2 separate regions of the Homo sapiens genome follow, and region 1 is linked to region 2. A link is an interaction called in ENCODE POLR2A ChIA-PET data of the cell type or tissue named here. Cell type or tissue: Panc1. All regions are shown on one strand. Links, peaks and the distances in the headings refer to the core of each region. The heading gives the core; the rest is flanking DNA.

Region 1 (15,873 bases), core at 5,291-13,290, 54 kb before region 2:
ACCTCAGGGTGCACAGAGGAGGTGGGGCACAGCCTGCTCTCTGGGCTCTGTCCTGAGGACAGACCTGGACAAGGGCCTTCACCTCTGACCCCTCCCAGCAGGGGAGGGGAGGGTGTAGAGCTAGATAAAACCAGTGTTTGCTGTTTTAATTACCTCCCTCTAAGGGCATTTTCATATGAAACTTTGTTCTATATTACATTAAGGAAGAGTGATTTTTAGAGGAGCTGGGGGAGGAGGCCCCAGGGGTTTTCTTCTCCCCACAGATACATCTGTCAGTGAAATAAAACACAGCGAAGCACTCAGCACAATGCCCGGCACATCGTAAGTGCTCATTGAACATCATAACCCTCTCTTCCATTGCAGTTGGTAAAAACAACACTCAGGATGCTTCAGCCTGGTGAAGAAGGAAAATAAAGCCCAAGTTCTAGCTCTGGGGCCTTGTCCTCTATGTGGCTGCTCAAGGATAAGGGCAGGTCTGGCTCCAGGATTGCTCTTGCTCAGAATGGGCCAGTATGTCCTGTGGGTCGTGGTCCCTTCAGAAGTGGTGTTGCCTGCCCTCTGCCATTCTGCGTCTTCAGCTCAGCCCACTGTGTCTTTCCAAAGCACAGGCCATATTCTTCTCCTCCCGTTCTACCTGGAGCTCCCATGGCTCATCTTTCCTTCCAACTGGGGGGGTAGTGATATAGTTTGGATCTACCTCCCCACCCAAATCTCATGTTGAATTGCAATCCCCAGTATTGGAGGCGTGGCCTGGTGGGAGGTGACTGGCTCATGGGAGTGGATTACTCACGAAGGTTTAGTCCCATCCCCTTGGTGCTGTCCTTGTGATAGTGGGTGACTTCTTGCAAGATCTGGCTGTTTAAAACCATGTGGCACCTCACTCTTTCTCTCTTGCTCCTGCTCTGGCCATGTGACATGTCTGCTCCCCCTTCATCTACTAACATGATTGTAAGTTTCCTGAGGCCTCCCTGGAAGCCAAGCAGATGTCAGCATCATGCTTCCTCTACAGCCCACAGAACTGTGAGCCAATGAAACCTCTCTTCTTTATAAATTACCCAGTCTTAGGTATCCCTTTATAGCAATACAAGGACAGACAAATACAGGTGGGTAGCCCCGAGAGAGCTCTGCCCCTCCCCTGTCTGAGTGTCTCAAAGCCAGGATCTTTTCCTGGTACCCTCAGGTGCTTGAGGATAAAGTGGCCCCCAGCATGCAGGGTCTATAGAAAGAAAGATGGAGGGAGGTACTGAGCTGAGCACTGCTAGGAAAAGGAAGAACACTTAGCTCACACCTCAAGAAGTTGTGACTAGGTGAGCAAAAGCCCCCATCCCAGTGGGGAAAGTGTTACCTCCCAAGGCACATCCTGGCATAGGAAGATCTGGAGCTCAGGTGGGATTCAGGCTCAGCAGGGCCTCAGGCTCACTATCCTTTGCTCAAAGACACTATCAGAAGAAGATATCAGGAACTTCTCAGCTGTGCCAAACAAAGGCCCAAAGGCCCAGCTGTCTACAATGGAGGGGAGGGACAGCCTTCTCTCTAGGGCCACACTGCCCTATATCGTATGGCCCAGGACCCTCCTTTCAAGTTGGTTCTTTGCATACTCAAAGCATCATCTCATCTGTTACTATATTTGTGACTCACAAGAAGCTTTTGAGTCAGGCAGGGCATGTGTTAACCCAATTTCATAGAAAGGGAAACTGAGGCATAGGGTGGGCTAAGTGATTTGGGCTAGAGTGAGTGGGGGTCAGAACTCAGATCTTCTTGGATCCAAATCAGACACCCTTCTCCCACGTAAAACCCTCACCCTAATCTTAACACTTTTGTGGCTCCATGGCTTCCTCAGTGATTTTAGGAGGAAAAAGGCCACAGCAAGTGTGTTGGTGTGCACATGTGCATGTGTGCCTGTGTGCTCGTGTGCATGCCTGCATGTGTATGTGATGCCTTACTTGCTGAGGGAAGGGCAGGAGGGTTGGCAGTCTCTGATTTTTTGTCTGGATCTCGGACATTTTACGTGCCACTCCTGAGACAGCCAGAGACCTGTAGTGTGTCAGGACAAGGGGTCTCAGGAGGAGACATGTGAAGTAAGGGTGAGTGAAGACCCTGAGTCCCACAGGGAGTCCAGCCTGTTCCCCACAGAGATGTGAGCTCTGCAGTCCTCTGCCCAGGCCAGCCAAGGTTTGGGGAAGGGTCTGGGGGAGGCAGGGGCAGATCCATGGAATTTCTCCTCTGGACATGATTTTGGGAAGAAGAGGAGATCAAATATTATAAAACATCTGCACAGCATGTGGCATCTCATTAGGGGGATGGGACCACACCCATATCTCTCTCTCTCTCTCTCTCTCACACACACACACACACACACACACACACACACACACACACACACGACTCCCTTTTTTAGCTTGGCCTTTCCTCACCAGGAAAACTTTCAAGCATTCTTTTTAGGCTGTAACCAATAGTCATCAATATGTTTTCCAGTGAGACTCAGTGCACACATCCATATATTAACAATTAACAAATTTTTTATGCAAAGCCTTATAATAAAGTCCCAGAAAAGGACACTGTTGGCAAATCTAGGGCTGAGATTTTTGTTCTTGCTGGAATTTTTGGAGTAGAGTGTTTAAACTGCAGACCTAGATCCATTAGGAGGTCGTGACATCAATTTGGTCAGCCCTTTAAAAGAATTGCACAGTGTAGCACAATAGGAAATATCAGAGTGCATCAAAAGTCACAAATGTTAGTATTATGTGGTGAAACATTTGGTTCATTGCCAATATGTGTGTGTATCTAGAAAGTCTCCTTGTAAAATGCCTTGATGACAGTGGGTTACATTAAAAAACATTAAAGACACACTGTTTTTAGAAGCTTTCCTGAAAGTACTTTATATTGAGGAAGGACTAGCTTTTTAGGCTTGTGAAGAAAGGAAAGGTGTGGCTGGAGGTGAAGGGAGGGAGGCCCCGGGCCCCTCAGGGGGTTGGGGGGAAAGGCTCCAGACAAGCTAGCACAGCATGTGGCTTCCTGGGGTCCAGAGCTTTCTGGTCCAGAATTGGGTTGGAGGAGTAGCAGAAGTGTCTCCTGTCCCCCTGATGAAGAAAGAAGAATCTAGTGAATAAGGAAAAGCATGGAAATAGTAGAGACAAGGAGCTCTTGACAAATCCATCAACCACCCTGTGCCTTCATGTCCCCATCAGCAAAATAGGATGGTGGGGGTGATAGACCTTCATGTTCCTGACAAAATGAAACACAGTCAACACAAAACCAAAAGAAACATTGGAAGCTTCTTAAGAGATGACATTCCCTAAATTGATTTTTGGGGAATACAAACTCATGCACAACCACCTATCCTAGAAGTCAGGAAAAGTGTATGCTTTAACCCATTTTGGCTCTTCTTGAGTGCCTGGTGCATGCAGGCACTCTGATAGGTTGTGAATAAACCAGTCCCCATACTCAAGGAGGTTTTCCAAACTAGTTAGGAAGCTAAGAGGGTCTCAGAAGAGGAAGATAACATGGAGAGCTCTAACTAATTGCCCACAGGGTGGTACAAACCCTGAGGGGTACAGCCATTCAGAGAAGGTTGAGGGCAGGATGAGCTTAACATGTACGATGCACAAGGTCAAACAGCTGGAAGTGCAAGAGTAGGGGTGACTTGTCTAAGAGGAAATATAATAGGGAGGGCTTGACTAGTTGAGAATGAGAGCAAGGCTTGGAGGCATAAGAATGTGAGGTCTCACTCAACAAAGGCTGTTGCACGTCTGTAAAGACTCAAAGTCACTGTGCCAGGAACAAGGGTGGATTCACAGAAGATCAAGGCAGCAGTGTCTCTCCTCAGGGTGGGGGTTGCACCAGGGACCAGCAAGTTGATGGCTTCATCTGCAAAAGGAGGTTAAAAGGCAACTGTGCCTCTCAGACTGCAGGCCGACACACTAGGGATTGTGAAATCAATATTTTAATGAATGAGAACAGACTGAAGTAGACTAGAACTTACCAGTGTGCAATGTATTCACACTGGAAATTTAGCTGCACAATAATCCATCCACCGACATGGAGAAATGACCCAAGAAACTGCCAGCAACATGGTCAAGAGTAGAGAATGGCATCCAAGGAAAACATGTCAGGGAGATTCCCTGGACGGAATACCTCTTGGCCTGGCTGGCTCCAGCTGAGATACTGAAATGCAAGATTCCATTAGGTGCATCCGTGCGTGATGGGAATGTGTCAAATATATTCTCACTGTGAGTCACCATCAAAAGACCTGGATGCCATTGACTTAATACCTCCCAAGATTCCTTACAGTGCATCTAGTTGCTGACTGAATGATTGTATGCTTGTTGTAGGCAGCTGCTTATGTGCCCTTGGTGATGAAGAGGTTGGCAGGGCAGGGAGAAATGGGGGGTGGCTGATAAGTCTGGGTTAAAGTTGGAGAGCAGCTGTGGCACATAGCAGCAACACATGCAAACACAGGAGCCGAGGCCTTTCCCTGAAAGAACCTAAAGGGCCTAGAATGTTTTCAACTCTCTTGACACCTTTGACCTGAGACTGCCTTCACTGTCCTAAATCTGAAATGCAAGTTCATAGGACAGGCTGTGGATGAGGAGCTGGAAACTCCCAACCAGCAGGTCTGGAGACATCTGTGATGCCGGGGGCACGGTGGAATTTCCTGGGAGGGAAATGCATCAACCTGTATGTAAGCACAATATGGGGGGGCAGGGGGAGGATCTCTTCACTAAGGAAAAGAGCAAACTGCTTTCTGGGGGTGGCAGCTGTCCCTACGCAGTGGCATTTCTCAGCCTCCAGGAACGAGCCCCAAGAGTTCTGTGTTCCAGGCTCTCCTACCGGGGTGATGAAAATCAACAATTGACACCCCCAGAAGAGGACAAGAGAGACATCTGGCAATCCCTGAAGACGGGCTCCCTCTGCTCTGCCTCACTATTAAACACACACATTGCTCTCCAGATGTGGCCAGTGGTCCCCTCTGAGGGGACACCGGTCAGTGCTGAGGGTTGATTGAGAGATCATGGAAACCTGACTCAAACAACCTCCCCAAAGTGGGCTGGGCAGATTTTCAAAGTGGCGAAACAGAATTCCAAAGGCAGGATGTGCCCAGATGGGCCTTGGACATATGCTGCACAGTATGTCTCAGAGATAAGGTGACAGGGTGGAGAAAGGAGGTGTGCCTGGGGCCACAGACATTGCTCCTCACGCCCCAGCTGGGTGTGAGCCGTCTCAGGCTAGCATGCTCTTTCCCTGCCCTGTTCCTGGTTCTCTGGCTGGCTTTGCAGGTCAAAGGGCCTCCTTCTACCTGGAATGTCTGAAGTGACAGAAGAATTTAGGGGGACACATCTCCCAGAAGACGGTCCTGCCCTGCGTCTACTTGACCCTCTGGTGGCTCATACATTTGGACAGGCTGCCAGCCACCACCCAGCAGGATAGATGGTCCCCAGGATGAGGGACAAATCCCCGAGAGATCAGTCAGTCTTCCCTGTCTCCAACTGCTGGTACCTCCTACCCCTGGCCCTAACGGCCCCTCACTAGGGCTGCCCACTCTTCCTGGGCAGGCGAGAGCCTTAGCAAGGTCGGTAATGTCATAAGGTGGATCTAGGAAATACTGCTGAGTAGGAACTCTTCCCAGGATCCTGAAGAATCAGCAACTGCAGGATCTGCCTGAGCTATCTTCTTTTGGTGCCACAGATGTCTCCTCACCAAACAGGCTTAAGCTGTGGGGCACCCGTGCAGATGGAGTTTGAACACACTGGAAATTTAGCTGCACCACAATCCATCCACCGACATAGAGAAATGGTCCAAGAACCCGCCAGCAACGTGGCCAAGAGAAGGGAATGGCATCCAAGGAAAACATGTCAGGGAGATTCCCTGGATGGAATCCCTCTCAGCCTGGCTGGCTCTAGCTGAGATAGTGAAATGCAAGATGCCAGTACCAAACGTATTCTTGGTATTTAGGACTACTCACTTAAAGAGTTATCGAAGATCATTCTATTAACCCCAGGCAAGATGAGGTCTAAACCTTGGTTTCCTGAAGTTTTACTCATTTAATTATATATTCCCTACATGGACCTAGGCTTTAAATAATTTTTTTTTTACCCAAAGGCATTCAGCTGCTAATCGAAGTTCATAATCTGCATAAGATGACAAGTGTGACCCAACTGACGTCAAAGAAATGCACTGTTTTGCTTAGCCCAGGTGGCGTTGCCTAAAAAGGTATGATTTCCACTGGGCTTTCCAAAATATTGAACATACCTTAAACTTTTCCTAGATCTCCAGGGACCCAGGAGCCCCAGGTTGGGACCATGATGAGCTGGGATAGGGACGTGGCAAAATGTGGGGACACTGTGTGCGTTATTCTAAAAGATTTCTTTTTTCTTTTATTATTCTTTTTTTTTTACTTATTTTATTTTAAGTTCTGGGATACATGTGCAGAACGTGCAGGTTTGTTACACAGGTACACATGCGCCATGGTGGTTTGCTGCACTCTAAAATATTTCTAACAGTTGATTTCCCCCATCTGTTCTCAGCCTGCTGGTAGGCAAGAAGGTCATCTTTATTTTGTACTCCTCTTTATCCCTTTCTCCGCCCTCCCACCTAGGTGGTGATCTTCCCATTTTCTCCGCCTCTCAGAGCTGGGCTTTCCCCACACAGTGTTGCTCTCTCCTGGGAGCACATCTCGTCAGAGCAGCTGCTGCTGGGGAGCCTCTGCCAGGGTGGGTCGTCAAGGCTGGTCCCTGCCCTCAGGATGCTCAAGAACATGCTGGGACAGAGGACACGATATGTAAATCGTTTGATTACAATACAGTGTAAGACTTAAACTATGGATCAACGACAACCTGAGCTAGAGGCTGATGGGGCATTGTTAATGGCCCAATTAATTGCAAAAATTAAAACAGCAAATACTGGTTTGGTCTAGCTCTGTGAGATGTGCACTGTACTTCTTCACAGACCTTATTTTGCTTGAACCTCACACCAACCCTGTAAGGTGGATTGATAAAGAGGGCATCTGTGTTCTGGTTTATAGAAGATACAGGCATCATCATTCTCTATTATACTGATGAGAAGACCAAGAGTGAGAGAATTCACAGCTACTAGGTGACAGGGCCAGGGCTGAAATGCAGATTATCTTGATTCCACTCAGCCACAGCTTTCTGAAGTTAGAGGAGAAGCAGGCCACATTGCACTGAGATAACATAAAATATATTTTGAGATGGTTGAGACTCATGCCAGGTCTGATGAGGTAGGATTGAGATGGGTGAAAATGATGGCATGTGAATCCCAGGTGGGTGGAACTAGCTGGAAACAACAGCTGCAAAGCAGTGGTTGCTCAGAAGCAGGGGCCTGCCTTGCCTGGCGCCAACCACTCCCAACAACTCCCACTGTTTGTGTGTCCACAGGCATTTTCAGCGGTGGGCCTGAGCCCTCTTCTTCAGAGAAGCCATTCCCCTGCCTCATTCCCAGGCCATTCTCCACCACCCCTGCCATAGCCCCCAGCCCAGGCAGGCCCTGCAGCTGATTCCCACCCTGTGCGGGAGGTGGCTGAGTCCAGCAAGGACCTCACCAGCAGTGTCCTGTCCAACCACTGCAGCTCCTGTGCTGAAGACACCACCCCCTGGCACAGGGTTGGCAGCACAAACCAAAGAGCCCGGCCTATCTTCTCCATGGTGGGCAGCCAGGCTGGGACCCTAGGAGGCAATTCCATGCCAGTGCCAGCAGCCTGGTGAAGTGGTACATGACTCCCCATCACACAGCAGACAGGGGAGGGAGAGGCCATGGGCAGCAAGGGGACTTGGCATGCGGAGCTGAGAAGGGAGAACCTGGCTCTTTCCAAACTGATGGTATGTCAAGCCTCTGAGCCAGAAAGACCCTCCCTTCCCTCTCAGGGCTATAGAAGGATGGCTGGCTTGGGAAAATATGACCACACAAGATGTTACTGGCTCTCTTGAGGCTGGGCCTGATACAGGCAGAGAAAGAAGCTACTGAGAAAAGTATCCCTACCATAGGCCGGTAAACCTCGAGAAAGGCCTCGAGGCTCCATCGTATGAGCCAGCCATGTGCTGTGATTGCACAAGATGGAAATGTGATTTTGGACTGTATTTATGCACAGAGAAGGTCAGGATCTGTGGTGCTCAATGCTGACTGCTCATAAGAATCACCTGTGGTGCTTTGGAAATCCATGACAAGTGAAACTGATATTTTTAAAAGCCCTTTGATGATTCTAACGCACAGCCAGCTTGAGAGCCGCTTGTCTAGCTAGAACAAGAGAGCTTTCAGTTCCACTGTACTCTGCCTGGTGAGAGCATCTAGAGCATCCTGGCACCATATTTTAAGGGACCTTCAACAAATTGGAACAAACCCAAAAGAGGATGATCAGGATGGCAAGGTCCCTAGGAACCATTTCATAGGAGAACTGGTTGAAGGAATTAGGTAAACCAGGAAAGGAGATGACTTCAGAGGCTGTGCTGGGCATCTCACACCTGCAATGGGAGGCATGGGGAAAGGGTCACGCTCCTGGAGCAACTAGCTCAACGGACAGGCGGGGACATTTCAGCTGACATGAGGAAGACATTCCCAACTGAGCTCTCCCAAAATGAGGGGGCATTTCCTAAAAAGTAGCGAGCCTCCCATCACTAGACATATACAAGCAGAGATGGTGCCCATCAGTCATCAGGCTGTCATGCAGGAGATGGGGAGTTAAACCAGATGGCTTCGAAGGTCCCTTGAAACTCCAAAACTCTGATGCTTTATGTGGCCTTGTTATCCTTTATTCATTTCACAGATCTCTCCTGAGCACCTACCATGTGCAGGTGCTGTTCTAGGTGCGGGGACACAGCTGAGAAACAGAGCCTCCGCACTAGTGACTCACATTGTGGTGAGGGGAGACAGATAATAAATAAACACGTATGCAACGGGTCAGGAAGGGGCAGGAGCTCCAAAGTAAAATTAGGCAGCGTCAGGAGAGAGTGATGTGGGTTGGGAGAAAGACGAATAGACACCCGGGAGGAGCTGTGCGAGGTGCGCTCTGTGGCTTCCTCCCATCCTTTGTCTCAGGAGCTTGTTTTCCCGTAGCCAGGCATAAAGCTGCCAACAGGGAGGATGGAGAAGTTTTAGGCGTCGCCTGCTGGCCCTTCCGAGCAGGTGCGTGCACGGTGTTTCCATGCATACTTCTGGATCCTCACCCCAGGAAATACAGCCAGCTGGCTATGGGCAGTGGGCTCGGGGCTACAGTTTCAGCAGGGAGAATGAAGGTTTCTTGGGAGGAATAATACGAAAGGCATCAGAGAGAAGAGAAGGGCAGGCTGGGGTAGGCCTAGGAAGCAGCAGGGCAGGCTTCCCCGTCCCTCTGTGAGCCAAGTCTTTGTTTGATGATGGCTTTTAATACCCAAGGCAAAACTTCTCTTCTCCGGCCTACACATCCCTAATCCTTCGGTTGATGCTCCCTCTCTGCTCATTTCCTACAAGCACCCCTCACAACCCCTCACACATGCGCACACACACGCACGCACACACACATGCACTGGCCCGCGAAGTTCCGCGTCAAAAGCCCCTTACTGCCACCCTCTAGAGGAGTCGAGCTCCAGTGATAATGTTCCTTTGATTCTTCATGGCCTCCAACCCCGCCCCCTAGGTTTTGATTTCAGGACTGGGGCAATTTGCTGAAGACCCGGAGTTCACAGAGGTCTCAACCCAGAAGCTGGCCTCCGCCTGTGACAGCACAGGAGACGAGGTGGAGTGCGAGGCCCACAGCGTCCTCAGCGGGGCGCCCCGCGGAGCCCTGCAGAGGCCCTCTTGCCTTTAGTGAACTGCGGGGACCTGGCCAATGCCGGCAGGGGCCAGCGCAGAAAAGCCTGGGAGATGCGCGTCCAGGGCCGCGAGTGCAGGGAAGCTGCGGGACCGCAGAGTCCGCTCGGCAGCCGGTAGTCAGGGCGCCGGGGCGTTAGGCTTCAGATTTACTTCAATGTTCCTAATGGGCTTGCTTCAGAAGTGCTCACTGTTCTCGCCACCTGAGGAACCGCATTTTCATGTATTTGTATTGGGACAAGACGCGGAGTCCGGTGTGTAAAGGGCCTGCTTTGAGGGAAGAAAGGCCGCAGCCCAGGGTGAGTTCGCAGAGACGGCGGGTGAGGAGGAGGCGGGAGATCAGGGACGAAGGGGAGGGCAGAGGCCCCTGCCTGCTCCTGGCACTGCAGGCCCTGCGCCGCGAACCTGCGGCCGCCTCTGGGGAGAGAGGAGCCCGGCTTCCTGCGGCGCTCACCAAAAGGACCCGAGAGCAAACGGGTGTCTTTCAACTCAGCTTGTAATAAAAGCATTTGCACATATCCTGTATGAGCCTCCCTGTCTCCAGAGAAACAGGGCCTGTGGATTTGGAGAAGGGAGCGGGGCAGGACTTCTCGCGAGGACCCCAGCCCAGCCCACAGAGGGAGGGCGAAGCAGCCGGAGCCGCGGAGCTCCGGGAAACAGGCGTGGGAGCCGGGGCCCAGGGCAGCAGTGCAGCTCACCCCAGACCCGGGCACAGCGGCGGCTGCCCGGCCACCTCCGCCCGCCCGCGACGGGATCACTTGACCTACACCCAGCACGCGGAGCTCCAGCCCAGCAGCTGGGCAGGCAGCCGAGAAAGGAGCTGGCGCCGCCCACAGGGAAAGGGCACCAGCGCCCACCAAATGAAGATGTGCTGAGCTTCTGTGGAGCGCTCTTTTGTTTTGTGGTTTGACACTTTTCTTGCAGTTTTCATTTTTTGATTTGTTTTGGGCTTTTTTTTTTTTTTTTTTTTTTTTTGGTTTTTATTTTCCCAGAGGAGAGGAGAGGAAGGAGAGTGTTTACAAAGTCCTGTAGCCACCCACTTTGTTTTCACTTTTGCCAGTGTAACTCGGGTTTGGTTTTCTTGTATTATTTAAATGGTTGTGGTTTCCTTTACCCAGGTAGGGTTCAATAGAAGCCTTTGTTGGAGAATTATACTAAGTATTGTGTATGCCCAATAATTTGTTATAAATCCCTTAAGTAGTAATCCTTTTTTTTTTTCCTGGCTTGGTTTAGTTTTCTAATGTAAAGGTAATTGGCAATGCACTTGATATATCTTGCACAATATAGGTAATTGAGTTGGGTTCCATTTTACCCTGGGTGTATAGGTAGGTGTGGGAGGGAGGAGCATGGGTGAGAGAGTCTTTGTGTGTGTTACACATGTGTGTATGTAGTAGGTTGTGTACATATGTCCAAATGTGTATGCACCCATATCGTGTGCCCATGGCACCTGTGAGTACACAATCCCCCTATTCTGGTTTAATTGTGCGGAGATCTAAATCTGGGACCGTTTGAATACAAAAACAGACCACTGTCTCTACTTCTAAGGTGGTAATCCATAACTCTTTGCATTTCTGTCCCACAAGATAATGCAAAAACAATGCAATAATATTCATTTTAAAATATAGTTGTGAGTTCCCTTGGCATTAAAACTATATTTTAAAAAAACACAGAGAAATTTAAGGGAAAAACTCAAGAAGGCATTTTGCTTCGATACATCTCATGTAATTTTTTATTACTTTGCTAATGTTTCTGTTGAAGAAACTTAAATTCAGGTCAGTTTCAGTATTTTTCAAATTTTTTTTAATGGAGTTACAATTGTGCCAAGTGAATATAATGATTATATTTTAATTCACTTCTTGTGTAATTTGCTGCATGTAAATCATTTTGTATTTGGAGTGTGACAAGGGTTACTTCTGAACACTTAAGTGCTTTTCTCTATGTGATTGAGGGAAAGGGAATGATTTTTCTTTTAATTTGTATGATGAGCAAAGGTATTGTTGCAGTCTCACTGATGCATCTTATTGTAGCAGTTTCTCATTGTTTGAACTAGTACCCAGGGTTCTTTGTCCTACATCCAAGAAGGTTAAGGAATGTGGATACAAGGATGAGGTTGGAGCAAAAGTTTAATAAGCTAAAGAAGAAAGCTCTCCGCAGCAGAGGGGAGTCCGAGTGGATTGCCAGGTTGCAGCTGATTGCAGTAAACTTCTATAAGCAACTGCTCTCCTCCCTGTAACTGTTTTAGTAACTTTTTACCAGTAAAGCTGTCCGTGCAATTCCCCTTATGCAGCTGTAGGTATGTCTTTAGGCAGGCACAAAGCGCCACTTCTCTTATTTATATAACTGTGGGTTTGTTTTAGGTAAGTCCCCCTCCTCCCTGTGCCAGTTTCTGTGGAGCCCACCGTGTATATGCCTGAAAAGGGGAAGAAACTTTTTCCTGGGAGTTTGCTAATTATACAAAGAACAATGGGCTTCTCTGCAGGACCCTGTCTGCTTATCTGTGTGCATGTGCAGCCTGAGGTTTTACCCATGTTTGTTTTTGTTTGTTTGTTTTGTGTGTGTGTGTGTGTGTGTGTGTGTGAGTGTGTTTTCCTGTTGCTCTGACTTTTGAGGCAGGCTGCTTTTGCAGTCCAAGTATTCCCCAACTGATTTTTCCCTTTCCTTCTCCCTCATTATTCTGGTATCTGTAAGTCATTATTCTGGTATCTGCAAACAAGTTAGGACATTGCTGTTTTGAATATCTTGTGTTTGCTTCCATTTCCCTCAATTTTTCTAAAATCATGTGATAGGTATATTTGTACCACGTCTTACTTTGTGAAACCAAGACCTGTTTTATTCTTTCTGTTGTTTTTTGAGATGGAGTTTCACTCTTGTTGCCCAGGCTGGAGTGCAATGGCGTGATCTTGGTTCACTGCAACCTCCACCTCCCAGGTTCAAGAGATTCTCCTGCCTCAGCCTCCCGAGCAGCTGGGATTACAGGTGCCCACGACCATGCCCAGCTAATTTTTGTATTTTTAGTAGAGACTGGGTTTCACCATGTTGACCAGGCTGATCTCAAACTCCTGACCTCAGGTGATCTGCCTATCTTGGCCTCCCAAAGTGCTGGGATTACAGACATGAGCCACCATGCCCTGCCTGACGTGTTTTATTCTTGTCTTCACTCTATCCACTCGTTTTGGGTTCTTTGGCTTCATACTTCTCCAAGAACAATGCTTCACTGTGAGGTGTAGGGAGGCATTCTGACCAGCCTCTGTGTCCCTGAGCTGGCATCAGAATCCTCCACAGAAGAGGTGGCTGACCTTCTCTTTATTGCCACAGCATGGACTTCTGTCATTGGTTTCCTGGGGAAAATGTGCACTGACTGAGAGTATGGAAGTAGTCTCAGGCTGGCTGGAGGGAGGGGCCTCCTCACTCCAAGCCTCTGCTCTACTCAAACGCAGACATCAGGGGCTCAAGAAGGGAAACTGGGTGAAACCATTGTTCATCCAAAAATCAACTCTGTCATGCTCATTTCTCTATCCTTTCCTCACTTTAGACCAGGCTTTCCTCCAGCTGCCATGGAGGGGACCAGGACAAGGGAGGAGGCAGCAAGCAGGAGCTCACAGTGGTGGAAACAAATTTTGTGGGGGCAACTCTTATGCTAGTTTGCATCTCCCTAGAACATTGCCCTATGGTGTTGTGTCCTTCAAATGTATTTTGACAATGATGGTTGAAAAGCAACTGCTTTGGGGAAAATAGGACCCAACTATTCACCCTGAATTGGCTCATTGAATCTCTTGTAGTCCCAGTGTTCAGCCCCTCTTGGCACTTGTATCAGCAAGCTAGAAATTAAAATAGACCATCATCCATTCCTCAATGACGATGAGTTGTGCTTTCATGGACTGATTCATGAAAAAGTGGAGAAAGTGTCAGTAACTCCCAGATTAACTGTTTCTAGAGTCTAGAAACAAGAGTCTTTGTGGTTCTCCAAGTTCAGCCCATCTAGATTTTCTTGGTTCCTTTTCATTGCCATAAAGGTCTTCTAGAAATTGACTTTAGGTAACATCCTTTTTCTAGTTTCCCAAGGTTTCTACCACTGCGCTGCTAAGATTCTAGTTATGATGGTGATGGGGGCCCTTTTGAACTGACAACTGGTTCTTGCTGTATATTTGGCCCCTAGATGGAAATTTGGAGTTTTGACAGACCCAACACACACACACTCTCTCTCTCTTTCTCTCTCTCTCTCTCTCTCTCTATCTTTCTCTCTCTCAAAAGTTTTCTGCTGCCTTCTCTTTTGAATTTTTCATTCCCAGGTCTCACTGGACAGTGGCATGGGCTATGGGGTGGGCTCCTGCCCACAACTCCCAGGGTCCTGCCAGTTATGATCCCCTCACCTTTCCCACTCATACCCACAGGCTCCCTTCTTGTCTAATGTCAACACTGGCCAGAGTAGCCTTCCTCCCTGCACCCTACAAGGAAGATGTCAGCTGTGACAAGGACACCTTGCCCAGTGCTGCTGTGAGGGAAGGAGGTATAGATGGGAGTTCCCCATCTAGGGCAGTGGATCTTTCCTAGCCTGACCTGCTGGTCATTTAGTCTAAGACTGATGTACGATGCCTATCATCAGGATAGATTAGTTCAATGAATAGTGACATCAATGAACCACATCCATGATGTGCTTGGTGATGTCTACTCTCCACCTAAAATGGAATTTTCCCTATGACCTTGTGAAACATAATTGCCAAATCTCCTGTAGCCCTCCTGAAAACCCCTGCATGGCAGGAGAAAACAGCCAGTGGCTGAGGAACCAAAGGACTTGAAGAAGCACAACTTAAGGTCTTTGATTTGATCAACTTAATTTTTATTTGTCCTCTGAGCAGCCCTGCCTCTTTTATTTCTACATCTTGATCTTTTAGTAATTCTTCATGTGCATGGCCACAAGAAGCAAAAAAAAAAACAAAAACAAAAACAAAAAACTCCAGCTGTTTGTTTTCTGCCTGTTCCTAGAAGATTTTCATGGTTTTGAGATAAAAAGAGGAGGCTTTTTTCTAGGTTTTGACTTGGATTAGTGAAAATTTCCCTGCTATTCAGAAGCTGTTAGTTATAGCCCCCAGTGGGCTTCCCGCTGACTGGGGAATCAGGTCAAAGAACAAGAGGATGTCTCTTATCCTCCCGTTTCCCTGGTTCCAAATTCCAGGTACTTGTCTGGAGTGAAGCTGCCTATCACTCCCTGACAGCCGTTCTCCATCCAGAATGTCTCCTGACCCTCCAGCTGAAGACAGCAGAGCCAGCACAGGAGAAGCAGACCTTTCCATGCCCAAGTTCAAATCTTTCTGAGAAATAAGAACACTCTGAAAATGAGGAGTTTGGAATCATCAAAAGGGTGATGGTTGCTTTATAGAGGCTGAACGATGCACACTCAGCACTCCTAAAGGCAAAAATATAGAATAAGAATTTAGGTTAGGGATAGACTAGAACCCTGGTAATTGGGGTTTTCAGCACCATCAAGCCATTATCATAAATGTTCCAAAGGAGGATGATGGTATCTCCATGCCTACAGGCCTAGAATAATTGAAATGCCATTCTCTAGGAGTTAGAATCAGTTTAGCAAAGAGACCAAGAAAAGGGTTGTCTGGCTCCCAGAAGCCCTCTTTAAACCCCAGGACAATCAAAAACTTGCTGATAGAGTCTGGGCCAATTCTGCTTTTTAAAGAAGACCTGGTTCTGGGGTAAAGGTCAGCAGAGAGAGGACTGTGGGGAGAATAGGGGCAAGAAAAGGGCATATTTTGGCTCCTTCTGTGTCTTCTCATTGTTGTAGAAAAAAACAGGTTCTCATCGCACAACCAGGAAAGATTAGGCATGCAGACACTTTGAAGGGTGAGTGGTTACAGAATTTATTGGGCAAAAAGAAAAAAGATTCTCAGCAAAGCTAAAGGGGTTCCTGTTAAAAGGCCCCCATCTCACAGATTGAATTCCAGGTCACCACCCAGGAACAGGAGAGGCCAGGCTCCTCCCCCCTACAAACAGCACGAACTTCCTGAGGCCCTGCCCCATCCTCCCAGTGCACAGGCCAGTCGGAGGTTCTCCAGGGACCACTTT
Region 2 (15,873 bases), core at 4,277-12,276:
AGAATGGGAGGCAGGTTTGCCCTAAGCAGTTCCCAGCTTGAATTTTCCCTTTAGCTTAGTGATTTTGGGGTTCCAACATATTTTCCTTTTACATTTCCCCCCTTTTCTTTTTTAAAATCTTTTGGAGAAAGCATTTTAAAAGAAAATGAGTTCCTGGTTCCAGGTTTTGTCTGATATCTCATGGCTAGGATGGTTTATTCCTGACCAGGTAGGTCTGGTGTTATGAGGAAAGCTCATTTTTAGAAGGTTGTGAAGTCTCATATCCTATGAAGAGAAAATAGGAGGACAGGGAGGAAGAAAAAAACAACAATAAACAAAAGAACAATCCTGGAAAATTGATATAGGCCACATTACTCTGAAGTCTATATATCAGTAGGCAGGTATGTAAGTGGCTTATGTATATAAATAGGTTGCTGTTATTTTCTTCTGAAGTTTAAGTTGTCTAGTTTCAGTTCACAGGGTGTTATGAAAGCACAGCTTAATTTTCAGTGACTCCAAATTATGAAAAATGGGGAGAAAAGAAGGACAAAATCTGAAAACATTATTTTGAAGACTTGTAGCCAAGAAAAATTAGAATTCTTTCCAAACTGTAGAAAATATAAAAATTGAAAAACATTAGGCAAGTCTAGAATTTAACAACAGGTGTTTTTGAACATAATTTTTGAATTATGTTTTTGAATTAAGTTTTTGAAACATAATTTTTCTCTCTCTAGCTTCCCATTTTTGCTAAAGACAAATCATGGTAGGACTGGTTTGCTTTATTATAGTTGGCCTAATTTGTATACAGTATAGCAAAAATAATTATTTTTTACATAACCTTTTAAATGGGGTTTGATGGAACTATGTTCCATAGGAGGAATCTCAGATAAAACTTTTCAAAAGCCGAGCCCTGCCATGGATTTGTGCCATCAAATATCTATGAGTTGGATGATCCTCTCCTTTTGAGGTTCCAGTATAAACCTGGGACTCCTGGGACTTTCAGTAAGTGACATTCTTTACTTGTCACAGGTCAAAAACTGTGTATAGGAACTGTGTACACAAAATATGGGGCCAGTTTTCCCAAGGGCTTTATTGGCTCCATACTTTAAGTTTGATTCCTTAAAGGAAAGCATACCATTCCAGTCAAAGCCTTGGTAAAATAATGAGTTTTTCCAATTGTGTCCTGTTACAAATGAAAACAGATTCTTATTGCACTTATGCAAATAACTGTATTGCCGTTAAGAATACTCATCAGTAGTTTCCAAATTCTGGAGAAATCAGGTAGAGAGAAACAAATATGCTCCAAATTTTGTTTATAGGGGTATACTAAATTGTTAAAAGTTGTCAATAGTTCAAAAGAAAAGTTTCAAGACTCTGAAAAACAAAACAAAGGATCAGCAATGTCTTAAGCAAAAAGTCAAAAAAATTCCTGTTCTGCTTGATATTCATGAACATTTTAGCTCTCCATGAGTCCTGAAAGTTTTTCCTTTACCCTAATGGCACATTCTCCAAAGTTATCAGAAACCTGCATTCGAGAGCACCTGTTAGAGTTTTATAGCTGATTATAAAATCACCTTCTAAAGAGGACCAAAACAAGACAACAATTGTCCGTGGATGAGAAAACGTTTTAGGGCAGCCATAGTCAAAGACACAATTGAGAGGGAAATTTGTTACCTCTGTGGCACACAGTGATTTAACATAACAATTATAATTATTACTGATAATATACACTAAGTTATATTAGAATTGTAGGAGTTTCCCATAATTTTGGAACACATACTAGTAACATATTTATACAAACACAGCCCAAAGAAAACCAAACACCATTTCACATTTGACAATGCTTCCTGTGTAATTTTTGTAACAAATAAGCCAAATTATGTCATTTTTGGACTTTAGGGAACTTAATATCTTAAAGAATTAATTATGTCAGAAAAAGAATAATTTATAATTTGATTTTGGAAAGCCTGTGAAATATCAAAGGTTTAAAACTTGATATCACAAAATAGGATCACAGGTCAATGTAAAATAAGTCATTCATTTAACCAAAGTGGTAACTCAAAGATTTTTTTAAAAAGGTGAAAACCTTCATTCTGTGAGAGAGTTAATTTTCCAAATAATAAGCCCTAATAAAAACAGGATGAAGCCAATTAAATTTGCTTTCCTTTTTTTTTTTTTTTTTTTTTTTTTAAAAGATGGAGTCTTGCTCTTTTGCCCAGGCTGGAGTGCAGTGGCACAATCTTGGCTCACTGCAACCTCCGCCTCCCGGGCTCAAGAGATTCTCATGCCTTAGCCTCCCAAATAGCTGGGATTACAGGCGTAAGCCACCACGCCCAGCCAAATTTGTTTTTCAAAATGTTATAAACAATCTATAAAATTTTAATGTAGACCGTAAGATATAACTTCCATAAGCTTTTGATAACCCATATAACTTTTATTAAGGAGTCAGTTAATGCTTCAAGAAAACCTTGTTAATTTGACACAGGGGGCCCATATGCTGGTCTTGCTTCAGTGTGCCTTTAACATTAATGATTAATTTATAGAGAATATGAACTAATTTTTTTTTTTTTTTCAAAATCAGCCCTTACAATCCCACATGCCCACCTCTTCCATGAGAGTTCCTGGGCCTTGAATTGAAATAGCTTTAACTTCTAGCCCTGTGTCTCTGACATGCAGTTTATTTTGATTGGTATCTTCTATGGGGCCTAAAAATGGAGCTTTAATTGCTGTCAGTGTTTACAATTTAGCAGGACTTGGTGTCCTTTTTAGACCCAGAAGTCAAAGCCCTCTAACTCAATGCCTTTAAAAGTGCATACAGAGAGATACACAGATGTAATAACCTTATTTTTTTTTTTAATTTAATCTCAGTTTTTTCCCTAAGCAAACCAATGCTTTATAATAATAGCATAGTAATTGTTGTGATAACGTGTAAATCTGTTAGGCCAGTTACCAAAAATCAAAAGAAAAGATCTTCAGCAGTGCACAGAATATTATGATGGAAGAAAACATTTCCTTTAGACCTTTAAGAAAACATTATCAGGCCACTACAATAGAAGTCCAGGAAAAAAAATATATATATATGAGCTGAAAATGAGTTGAAGGAGAGCATTACTATTTCATACCCTTTAAAAGGGGGAAGAAAATGGAGAAATGCAATAAAAGTTGAACTTTGGCTTAAAAAAATTAAAATTTTTTATAATTTATTAAAGTAAATAAATCCCTTAAGAAAATTTCATTGTTCTAACCAATTATTTAGTGTATAAGTGGTTTCCTTTTTACATCATACCCAATCTCTAGAAAGCCCATTATAGTTTTACTTTAATTATAGACAATTGACCATATAAAAGTTTTTTTTTAATAAATCATTTTATTGTGACTTACAAAGGCCATTCATGACATGCTTGAACTTTCTGGTTTGTCCTGAACATCCATCTTTCTTAAACAACCAGTCATTGTATTCTAGGTCTAAATTTACCATTCAATATTCTTTCTCATATAAAATTATTTGTCTTTAAGCTTTCTTACCAAAAAAACCTCTTTATTTCTATAACTTTCTTTGTATTTCTCTTATTTCTCAGATCTGTTTACCTTGTTTTATATATAACCTTTAAATAAGCTTTGAATTAGACAAAGCTTGTTCATTTTTATTTTTTTTTGAGATGGAATTTCACTCTTGTTGCCCAGGCTGGAGTGCAATGGCAGGATCTCAGCTCACTGCAATCTCTGCCTCCTGGGTTCAAGCAATTCTCCTGCCTAAGCCTCCCAAGTAGCTGGGATTACAGGCATGCACAACCATGCCCAGTTGATTTTTGTATTTTTAGTAGAGACAAGGTTTTACCATGTTGGTCAGGCTGGTCTCAAACTCCTGACCTCAGGTGATCCACATGCCTTGGACTCCCAAATTGCTGCATGAGCCACCATGCATGGTCTTGTTCACCTTTTTTAGACAAAGGACACACTTTTTTTTTTTAAGCAAGAATGTTTTCCTACAATATATATTTGTTGGAAAATACACAAGTAATGAAATAACAATTATTTAATTTGATATATCTTTATATTCTAAATCATGACCAGTTTATCTACAAGTATTTATATCATTACCTTTACCTAATTATTTTGTTTACCTAGGTTATTTATGAAAACTGTGATAGTCATGATTTAAAGTTATGAAGCTGCCATTGCAAAATAATAACTGAGACAGTCAAAAACTATTTGACCCAACTGACTCCATCTTGCTCTTAACCTCCAAGCTGTCCTTGTTCATTCCTGGGCACAGGTGGAACTAACTTTGAGAGGAACTTCGTTTATAGTTTAGCTTTGAAACAAAGATGATAACAGTCCTTTTCCAAAACAAACCTCCTTACTGTCTGTGGACTAGACTCCCTAAAGCCACAGTATTAGAAGTTGTGGTAATCTTGCTAAATTCAAGATGCAGCTATCTTCATTAAACCCATATCAATGTCTTATTTATTAAACATTACACAAGTGAAGATAATTCTGTTTTGGGCTGGGTTTATAGTTCTGTAACCCCTGTGCCAATTTTGACACACACCTTATAGTATTTGCTAGGGATAAGTATGAAATTGCTTGATTAATAAATGCAAACAAAAATGTATGCTGGCAATTCTTAAGACATTTCTAATACTACTTTACCAATAATTTTAAAGCTAGCTTATTTATTAAAGATTTTACTTAAGTTACATAAACTTAAAAAAGCATTTGACTAGTCTTTTCTTTTTCCCTGATAAAGTATTTGATTTAAGCAATTTTATTTTTCTTTGAGCCAATTAATTAGAGCTCTTTTATATGTTTTCAGTGGTGAAACATTGTGTACACAACATATAAATACATAGACGTATTAGGCATGCTGATAGAAGTACATCTTACAGATTCATAAAAACCTTTTTTTTTCCTATCTTAGACTTTCAGATTCTTGATAACCTGTTTCACAACCCTAGGCAGTTGTCAGCTAAATAGCCTTAAATTGGCATATTAACAGAAACACCTCAGGTGTATGTCAGATAGCACAATTTACATCATAATGTACACAAAGAAAGTTTGGTGAGGTAGAGAGAAATTAAAACAGATTTAATTGCCAACTGAACATAAAACTATAGAAATTTATCATTGGATTGTATAAGGAGACCAATTTTATTTAGATAGGGACTACCTATTTTTTTTAACTGGATCTGTGAGCTCTAGGCAGGGCCTACACTGAATTCTGGGTCTCCAAAAAGAAAGAATTATTATGAGGCTAGACCATGTGATTCTTTTACACTGCACTTAAAAAATGTTTTTGGCCAGGTGTTGTAGCTCATGCCTGTAATCCCAGTACTTTGGGAGGCTGAGGTGTGTGGATCACTTAAGGTCAGGAGTTCGAGACCAGCCTGGTCAATATGGTGAAACCATGTCTGTACTAAAAATACAAAATTATCTGGGTGTGGCAGCACACGCCTGTAATCTCAGCTAATTGGGAGGCTGAGTCAGGCAAATCACTTGAACCCAGGAGGTGAAGGATGCAGTGAGCCAAGATCGCGCCATTGCACTTCAGCCTGGGCAATAGAGTGAGACTCAATCTCAAAAAAATTTGTTTTTTAAACAAAGACGGTTCAGACTAAGTGTCTAAACTACACTCTTTCTTAAAAACCCAATACCTATTTTAGTAAAAAAATCAGGTGAAAACATAATTCAGTCAACTGAGAAGAAAAAACCTCTTGCTCAAAAAAAAGACAAGGTCCTAGGAGAGAACAACAAACAACAACAACAACAAAAAATGAAGGCCTTTTAAATACAAACATGCACGTATGCACACATACACATACACACACATATCGGATGTTAGCCTTTTAATTAAGCTGACTTTTAACCATTGAACTGCTTTTAAAAAAAATCCTTTTAAATCTCATTACCATATTTTAGCTAGGAAAACTTGCTGCTATTTCAAAAGTACCAAGTAACAAACCAGAAAGGGCTTGATTTAGGAACCAAACCCAGGCTGTGGTGGTGAAAAAAAATATAAAAGCAGGACCTTAGCTATCGAACTGCAGCATAGAATGACAGCCATTGCTCTTTCACTTTGGTCTGGCTAGCAAAAAGGTGGCCTTGTTATGTAAATAAAGCCCCTTAAGTACTCAAAATCAAAAATCTTTTTTTTCCTTTTGTTGGCCATTTTTCTCCTTCTACCATACCACCTTGTGTGTGGGGGGGGGGGAGGGGGTGGGGGGTGGGGGAGGTTTTAGCCACTTTAGAGGTCTTGTTCCTCATAATTTGGAACTTTCCTTCAGATTTGATCAAGTTGGATAGAGTTGGTCAAACCCAATGGGAAAAAGACTGAAACAACAACAAAAACAGAAACAAACAACAACAACAAAAAACAGTTAAGCAAAACAAACGATCATGCCACTTACATGATTACTGAGCACTCTAATGGTAAGAAGAAATTAAGACTAGCTGGTTGTTAATCTTAACTTTAGCCAAGACATACCCCAACTCAGTTACTTACCTAGGGATAGGTCTCAGGCTGTAGACTGCTCTCTACCATCCTAGAAGCAGGAGAAAGACCTCATTTTCCCTTTTAGAAGCGAGCTCAAACTCCACAAAGGAGTTACCTGCCTTGGATCATCATGGAAGCAGGAAAACTTGCCTTCCTTGTTGGAAGAAAGTAGAACTCCAAAAAAAACAAAAACAAAAACAAAAACAAAAACAAAAAAACAGGGACTTGTAAGGCAAAATAAACTTTAGATCTAGATTAGATCTTGGCCAAATTTTGGGAGATCAGGGATTCTCTGGAGGGGGTGCTCTCACACCTCAGCAAATTGTCCTGTTGGTTTGAGCCATAAAGTTAGCTCATGCTGGTAGCAAGCACCAGTAGGAGATTTGTCAAAGGTCAGGGGCATCTCCACTCAGAATCCCTCTGTGGTTACCAAATGTGAACCCCCAAAATTTGAGACAGGTCTCAGTTAATTTAGAAAGTTCATTTTGCCAAGGTTGAAGACGCATGCCCATAACACAGCCTCAGGAGTTCCTGATGACATATGCCCAAGGTGGTCAGAGCACAACTTGGTTTTGTACAGTTTAGAGAGATATGAGACCTCAATCAACATATGTAAGATGAACATTAGTTCGGTCTGGAAAGGCAGGACAACTCGAAGTAAAAGCAGGGCATCTTGAAGCAGGGAGGGGGTTTCCAGGTCACAGGTAGGTGGGAGACAAGTGGCTGCATTCTTTTGAGTTTTTGATTAGCCTCTCCAAAGGACTCAATCAGACACACATTTATCTTAGTGAGCAGAGGGATGACTTTGAATAGAATGAGAGGCAAGTTTGCCCTAAGCAATTCTCAGCTTGAATTATCCTTTTAGCTTAGTGATTTTGGAGTTCCAAGATATTTTCCTTTCACAATTATATACAGTTAACAATACTGAATGAAAGGTGACAGGCAAACATAATTGCTTCTGGATGCAGATGTTTACATTTCTTATACCTGAGATGCTTATGAATTGGAATTGAAGAGTGAATGTTGAGCAAAATTTATACCTGGTTTAGCCTTGCCACAGGGCTGGGTAGGGCAAACAGCCCAGGCCCCTTCACTTATGACACATTTACAGTTGCCCTCTGCACCTTCTCCTATCTTCCCACTGAGTACCTTCCAAGCAACAGATACTGTGGTGATTGCTGAGATCTGACAAAGAAAAAGACTACCACTCAATATCTGAAACAAAAAGCTGAATCTAATGGTGCCTGAAGCACAGTCTCCTCCAGTAAAGCAAGGAGCTGATTGTCTATAGAAGTTTGTGGAGCATGAAGTTGAGGGATTGGCAGAATTTCAGAGGTGGGAGTGGGTTCGTTGTTGCCAGCTAGGGAAACTTGGTTGTTTAGATGAGATTGTTGTGGATTGGCTGGCTTTCAAAAGCATGGGGCTGTTTCTGGCTAGATTTCACAAGTGTGTTCGCTTAGGTAAGTTGCCATCAATCCACCAGACCAGATTATTTTATTTTATTACTTTTTGTTTTTTTTTGAGACAGGGTCTCACTGTGTTGCCCAGGCTAAAGTACAGTGTGCAATTACAGCTCACTGCATCCATGAACCCCTGAGCTCAAGTGAACCTCCAACTTCAGTCTCCCAAAATGCTGGGATTACACATGTGAGCCACCATGCCTAGCCCATTAAACCAGTTTGGAACTGGTTCTGGTGGTTACTTGTTGCCATAACTGCAGCACGTTTAATCTTTTCCCAGGAGTGTCGGAATTTTTTTATTTTCAAGTCTCTGCCTTCAAGAAAATCATTATCTATGTGGGGGATAGCCATGCAAACTATACATAGAGACAGCATAACAGAGAAGTTAAAAGCACAGTTTTCTTGCTAAACATAAAAGATTGGTGACTTGCATTTCCTTCTGTTCCTTCCTGAATTTTCACCTAGATGACACTAAAGGGATTTTAAAAGGCATAAATCTAAGAGAAAGAACATGAAGGGAGACAACAGGAGAGGGTAGAAGAACAGCTGAGAGATGCCAATTAAATTTTGGAAGCCTCCAAATCAGTTTGCAATTGCTAACTGATCTAGCAGACCAGAGAAAGCTGAAACAATACTGCCTGCAGAGAGGGAAGCCAAAAAGAAAAACCCTGCCTTAAAACCCTGGAAAATCTCAGGAATAGGTAGTATTAGTCATCTCTGAAGGTAGGGGTAAGAAGTGAGGCTGAAAACAGAAGGATGGATTGAATATCTGTGAATGAAGCAGTTAGACCCTTATATCCCTTTCCATACCATAGGCAGACAAGTAACCCAGCCCAGCAGAAAATGGAAAGGTATTGAATTGAGGAACTCAAACTCAGGCATAGGTGAAAGGCAGGAAGCTCTGCAGAAAGTAGGGGAAATAAGTGGAAATTGATATATCTCAAAGTAAGACTCTAAAGCCTCCTTCCTTACCGTGGCTTAGAATGTTGGCATCTATAACACCCACCAAAGTATGAAACTGGAAGGAGAATTTCTCCTGAGGAAAATGGCCATGCCTAGAAAAAAGACTTACAGATGCTGACACATTTCTGGGGAGGTTTTCCCTAGGGAATAGCTGGGGCCCTACCGAATCATTCTTCAATAAGACTATAATTCAATACATTGTACTTCTCCACAAAGGTTTTGTTTTTAGGTTTCAGTGCCTCACTTTTAGATATAAATGAATAGGTAAGAATCATCAGACACTTGAGGAAAGTTTCCAGCATAAAGAAATAGAGATAAAACAAACAGGAAAGAATGTGGAGGAAACTGAGACAATAAAGGAATCAGAAAAGTTAGGACCTACGATTTATGGTCTCAGAGAGATAAAAGAAGCTATTGCATTCATGAAGAAAAAATGAGACGTTTTTTAAAAGCCATATGTAAGCAAGCCAGGTTCAGTGTCATGCACTTGTAGTCCTAGCTACTTAGAAGGATTGCTTGAGCCAGGAGTGTGAGTCCAGCCTGGAAACATAGTGAGACCCTGTCTCTTTAAAAAAAACCTATATAAGATGTATTAAGTAATACCATAGAGAAATATATAAAGCTGCATAAGAAGACTTTTGAAAGTAGAACTTAACCCTGTCAGGAGGAGATAGGAAAGGTTTCATAGTAGTAGAAAGCTGAAACGGGGTATAAGTGGATGAATAAAGTTTGACAGGTGACGAGTGGGAAGAACATTCCAATGTAGAAAGGTATAAGCTGTAACATAAAAGTCTGAAAGATATGTGTTAGCAGAAAGAATGTGAGCCAAGAATTTATATATTGTGCTTAGTTGACTTTCAAGTATAAGGCCTACAGATCAATTGTTATGGACATTTAGGATCTCAGGGAATATCGCTCCCATGAACTCTTCCTGAGGAATGTACTAGAAAATTAGCCTCAGATAAGCAAAATGACTAGAGAGGCATTGACATAATGACTGGTGGCACTGGTCCTTAATAGGTCTAACATCACAAAAGAGAGATAACCATACATTGTGTACATCCTACTGCAAGAGCATGGCAAGAGCATAGCTGTGAAGCAGCAGTGTCAAGAAAATTAAGCTTAAGTCTAATCATGATGGAAACCTAAGATGGGTGGACACTAAACTGAGAGAAAATTTGGAAGCTCCCAGACCCTGGGTTCCATAAGGAGAGCGAGGGAAGGGTAGGAGTGAAGAATGATGTGAGACTCCCAGTGCAGGTCACCTTCCAATATTTAATCCAACATTTTTTAATCTTTAAGCTGGTGACACCTTTGGATATTGCCTATGATCTCTGAATCACACAATGTTGCTTTGCCTTAATTTTGGCTCTCTGATGAAGAAGATTGAATTAATCACACAGCTCGATTCCTAGTACATTATCATCATTAGTCTGAGCAAGGTCCTTCTCTTGTTTTATTTATTACCTATTAACCCCATTTCCCACTTGCATCTCCTTCCTCTCCTATAGGCAAACATTCTAGTCTTTTTAATGTGTTTTTGTTTTTTTGCTTGTTTCTTTATATCATGCTTACAAAACGGATATCTTTGTATGCATGTGTATTTTTGTTTACAAAAAAGTGCATCATATACATCTTAGTCTTGGGCATTATGCTTTAAGTTCAGCCATGTTGCAATGTGCAAATCTGATCTATTGCTAATCTACTCTTCCAGTGATGGACACCAAGATTATCTATTCACTGTACCACAAATATTGTTACAATGTACATCTTTGCATATGACCCTTGGGACATATGTGACCTGAGACTATGGACCTGAGACTATCTGAGCACGGGAAGGAGCTTAAATACTGCCCAATATTCATTCAATGTTAATCAACAAGTATTTGTTGAATGTTACTATAGTACCAGCTACTATTTTAGTTTCTAGGCATATAGTGGGAAACAAGATAGACAAGGTCCTTGCTCTCAAATAGCTCACTTTCTAGTGTAAAGAAACAGAATAAAGACATTTTTTACACATAATAAAAAGTCCTATGCAGAGAACGAAAACATTGTGATGTGCTAGTGTCAGAATGGCTATTTAGATTTGTTAGATAAGAATAAACATTAGAGCTAAGATCTTGAATGACAAGAAAAGGTCAGCTAGGTAAAGAGCTGGGTTAAAAGCCTCCTAAGCAGAGGACACGGTAAGTGCAATGGCCCTGAGGAGGGAATAGCCTTGACTTATGGGGAGAGCAGCAAGAAGGTCCAGTGTAGAGATGAGGAGTGTAATGGAAGAGAAGTGTATTCGTTATCTATTGTTATGTAACAATATTACCACAAATGTAGCAGCCTGGCACGGTTTAGCTGGGTCCTCTGCAAAGCTGCAATCAGGGTATTGGCCAAAGTAGGGTTCTCATGGGAGGCTCATCTGTGAATCTGCTTCCAAGCTCAAGTAGTTGTTGGCAGAATTCAATTTTTTGCAGGCTCTTGGCTGTAGGGCCTCAACCTCTTGCTGGCTGTTGGCTAGAAGCTGCCTTCAGTTCCTTGCTGTGGGGGCCTTCCCATTATGGCTGCTTGCTTCCTCAACATCAGCAAGGGAGAGAGAGTTTCCCAGCAAGAGAGGTTACAGTCTTGTGTAAGGTTATAACAGAGGTGATGACCCGTCATCCTGGCTGTATTTTGTTGGTTAAAAACATGTCCAGGTCCTGCCCACTCAAGGGGAGGGAATTACACTGGGATGAATACCTGGAGGTGGGAATCATGGGAACCACATTAGGGACTGTCAGCCACAATGAGGAAACAGGGGTGGAGGTTGCGGGAGGGTTTATATCATGAACACCATCTTAAGTACTATAGTATGAATTTGTTTTTTCTAAGTGAGGTAGAGAATCATTAGGAGACCTGAGCAGGAGATTATATCATATTTTAAATTCTTAACTATCCCTCTGCTTCAGTGTCTAAGAGAAATTGTAGTGGGGTCAGCAGGGAAACAAGAAATTCATAGGAGGCTGTTGCTGTAGAGAGCAAACAGTGGCCTGGCTTCAATGGAAGTGTATATAGAGAGAAGTGGACAGAATTGGGATATGCTTTCAAGGTAGAGTTGATAGCACTTGCTGACAATTTATTGGGGGACTGTTAACAGACAAATTTAGTAGTTTGCCCAAGTTCACAAACTATCATTAGAAGAGCTAGAATTAGAACTCTGCCTGCCTGGTTCTTAGTCCCGTTCTCTTTCTACTATGCCATTATAGATGCATGATATATCCAGTACATCCTCTCTATACTAACTCTCATTGCCTGCCCTTTACCTCTTACCTTCAAATTTTGCTTTAAACAAATAACCATTGCACAGGCTGCTCTGAAGAAGATGCATTGTTGCTGCCACTCTAAATAATGTTTTTAGAATTGGTAACATTAACAGTGATAGTGTCAGGTAGGGGTAGCAAAAGGAATGATCTTAGAGAAAACATGCCTACTCCAGCATTTGCATTAAGCTCCTGTGATGCCCCCTCTACATATTTATAGAAGTCTGGGTAGCCCAAGCTACCCAGCATGGGAAAAGAGACTATGCTGTCTTCTTGATTTGCGCTGTCCTGAGTTGTGGGGTTTTTGTCTTATGAATTGTTTATATAGTGCCCTACTTCCTTTCCCTAGGCTGTCCTAATCCTTTCATGGCATATATTCTTCCTTGGCTACTTTTAGAGTAGATAATGGCTCATGAGCAGAAACTGTTTTTGTAAGAATAAGGACCAATTACTGAGTATGATATGACAGGCAATGTGCTAAGTACTTTACATCTATTAGCTCATTTAATCATCAAAACACTCCCATGAATTATAATCTTATTTCAGAGGAAATAAAACTAAAGCTCTAAGAAGCTGACTTATTAGCTAGTAGTTTACTTACCTGCATCTGAAGGTGACTTTCCTAGAAAAAAATAATTTGCCTCAATAGTGAAACATTCAGCATTTAAGTGAAGTTCCATTTAGTCTTTTTTCCCCCATGTTGTTTTACTTACTAGTTGTTAGGCATTTTGAAAAAAAAAAATTATGAAGCCTTTAAAAGTATATATCTTTTAAAATTTCCTATGAAAATCAACATGTTTATTTTCCGTTCTTCTCCATGGCCCCAAGATAATTTCAGTGCCAACCTACATGAATAATATGCATGCTCTCAGGATTCCTGCTGAGATTAAGGGAAATATTCTTATTCTAAAAGTAAATAATTTGCTGAATTTTTTTCTGGCACAGACATCTGCTTTAAAGCTTTAATTAATGTTGCATGGCTTTAAAGAGACTAGTTTCCAATAGCCCGAAAAATATCAACATTATGATGAAGATGAAACAGATGTAGAACACTCAGATCAAATAAGGAGCTCAATTATCTTTGGAAGGTAAACGTTGCTGACGCCAACTTTTGCTTCCTGATACTAATTACAAACAAAAAGAATCCGAGGAGGGCAATTCAGATGGGGCAGCTGGGAGGGGAGACTGGAAAGAGAAGTAGGGAAATGCCATAGAAAAGGTAAGGCAGCCAGTGAAGGTACTTTATTTACCAGCTACCATGTGGAAAAACCCTAGGAGGTAATGTAACATACAAACCTCAGAATTATCCCACTAGAGGGATGATGGAGCTGGAAAGTCAGGGATGAATGCTCCTTGTGACTTGTGTGTATGGTGGGGGGTTGAAGGTAGTGGTGTTCATTTTCTGTGCTTTTGACCTTCCTATAATCCCATAAGACGCCTTGTTCAGATGGGGATGGGACTCTGAGGCACAGAGACTGAGCAGATATTGACAGTCGGAAGTCACAGGAACACACTGACAGGTCTGGGCTGGCAGCAAATGCTACACATGCTGTGTTAATGATGGGGAGGATAAACAGGTTGCATATGTTGCTGATGGGAGTTTACATGTGGCTACCTCTATGAAAATCAATTTGGAAACACCTATCAAAGGCATAATTGATCCAGTAATACTACTTTGAAGGTTTTCTCCTACAGATATATTCATAAATGTGCAAAATGATGTATGAATAAGGTTATTAATTGCATAATTGTAAGGCAAAAGGTTGGAAATATCCTTAATATTTTTCACTAGAGGACTGGTTAAATTATGGTACCTTTATTTTTTTGTATACATTTATGAGTTCCAAGTACAATTTTGTTACATGCATAGATTGCCTAGAGATCAAGTCAGGGCTTTCAGGGTATTCATTTCCTGAACAACTTACATTGTGCCCATTAAGTAATTTATGATACATTTAAATGCAATACTGTGCTTGTTTGAAAGAATGAGGAAGCTCCTTGTATAATGGTATGGGGTTGATTGCAAAGATAAACTGTTAGGAGAAAAAAGCAAGATGTAGCGGTGTTTGTAAGTGAACATTTGGATTAAAAAATGGTGATGGTGGTGGGAGACTATACTTGTTACATGTGCATAAAATCTATGGAAAGATCCACCGAAGATAGTTAACACTTGTTAACTCAGAGGAAGGGAACTGAGGACAAGAGTGAGGGGATACTTTTCCTTCCGTATAGCAACTGTATTCCATTACCTACTCAAAAATAAAATGTAAATAATTTACAAAGAACATTGCATCTTGGGGGCAGTTGGGACCTGCTAAATTTTGTTTTAATCTTTCACTGAATATGTGATCAGACCTGTTGGGATGGACAGGCAGTTGGGTGGGATGCAGAGTTTCAGGGAGCCTAAAGGGAGAGACAATGACTGGATAGAGAAGCAACCAAAGTTTAGTTCCCAGGGCCAAAGCGCCAATCAGGGAATAGTATTCAGCTATTAACTTGTCAGGGAATGTACTTGAGTAGGTAGGGGACTCAATCTGAAGGTAAATGGTATCAGGCTACCTGTTTTAACTGCATTTTCTTAGATTCTGTATGTCTATTTGGTATCTACTTATCGCAGGGTCAAACCATAAGTAAATATGGTAAACCATATTTACTTTTGTCCTGTAAGTCGGCTTGCCGGGAACTCATGTGCAGACCAACTGAACCAAGGTTGTGGCTCCACATACCTTCTTATCTAACTCTCACATACCAAGCCACTGTTTGCCCTACCCTAAATCATCACAGGGCCAGGTATCAGGCAACTACATATCACCCCTATAGCCCAAAGCCTATTGGAATTATTCAAACTAGCCAATCCTAAACTGTTTCCCCTGCTCTGCCTTGCATTTGCTGCAGAACCCCAGTAAGGGCTCTGGCCTATGCCTTCCCCTCACTCCTGCTTCTGTCCCCGCAGAAATCTGCATGAATAGAGCCTCCTTTTCACCTTTTGCCTTCTGGACTTCCAACGCTCTCTGCCATGAGTATACACATTTCCACTTAAAACAAAAATAAAGCCAGAGCCCTTAAAAATAAAGCTTTATTAGTATATAATTCACATACCGTATCATACCATATATATTAGTTTTATATGGCTACAAATTACCACAAACTGGGTGCATTAAAACAACAGAATTTGTTTTATTGAATATTGTTTTATCGAATATTTACAGAATTTTATTTTACATTTACAGAATATACAGAATATTGTTTTATTTTATTGAAAATATTTATTTTCTCACAGTCCTGGAGACTGGACATCCAAAATCAAGATGTCGGCAGGGCATGCTCCTGAAGGCTCTGGGGAAGAATCCTTTCCCTCCTTTCTATGTTCTGGTGGTTGTCAGCACTCCTTGGTGTTCTTTGGCTTTTACTCCATTGCTTTACTCTGTCTCTGTCATCACATGGCCTTCTTCCCTGTGTCTCCTCTGTGTCTTCAAATCTCTCTTTTTTTTTTTTTTTTTTTTGAGACAGAGTCTCCCTCTGTCACCCAGGCTGGAGTGCAGTAGTGCGCGATCTCGGCTCACTGCAACCTCCACCTCCCGGGTTCACGCCATTCTCCTGCCTCAGCCTCCAGAGTAGCTGGGACTACAGGCGCCTGCCACCATGCCCGGCTAATTTTTTGTATTTTTAGTAGAAATGGGGTTTCACC

The links. ChIA-PET counts read pairs that join two places held together with the same protein. Peaks named below come from ENCODE experiments on the same cell type or tissue, not always from the same donor. Only the 100,000 strongest peaks of a DNase experiment are listed, where the experiment ranks them.
Region 1: POLR2A ChIA-PET joins it to region 2 with 21 read pairs; 5 of 35 experiments call an interaction of 5 or more read pairs at or near these places.

Annotation. Positions count from the first base shown.
Region 1 is chr12:30,817,206-30,833,078 of GRCh38, reverse strand. No RefSeq gene overlaps it. Among named protein-coding and RNA genes, the nearest start is that of LINC00941, 29 kb to the right of the region's middle. In Panc1, for the core only: CTCF peaks have their summits at 10,670, 11,882 and 12,091; no DNase peak of the experiment used is centred there; H3K4me3 peaks cover 1,662 bases; H3K27ac peaks cover 494 bases.
Region 2 is chr12:30,762,280-30,778,152 of GRCh38, reverse strand. All of the region lies in intron 1 of LOC645485 (a long non-coding RNA gene), which reads right to left. Among named protein-coding and RNA genes, the nearest start is that of CAPRIN2, 15 kb to the right of the region's middle. In Panc1, for the core only: no CTCF peak of the experiment used is centred there; no DNase peak of the experiment used is centred there.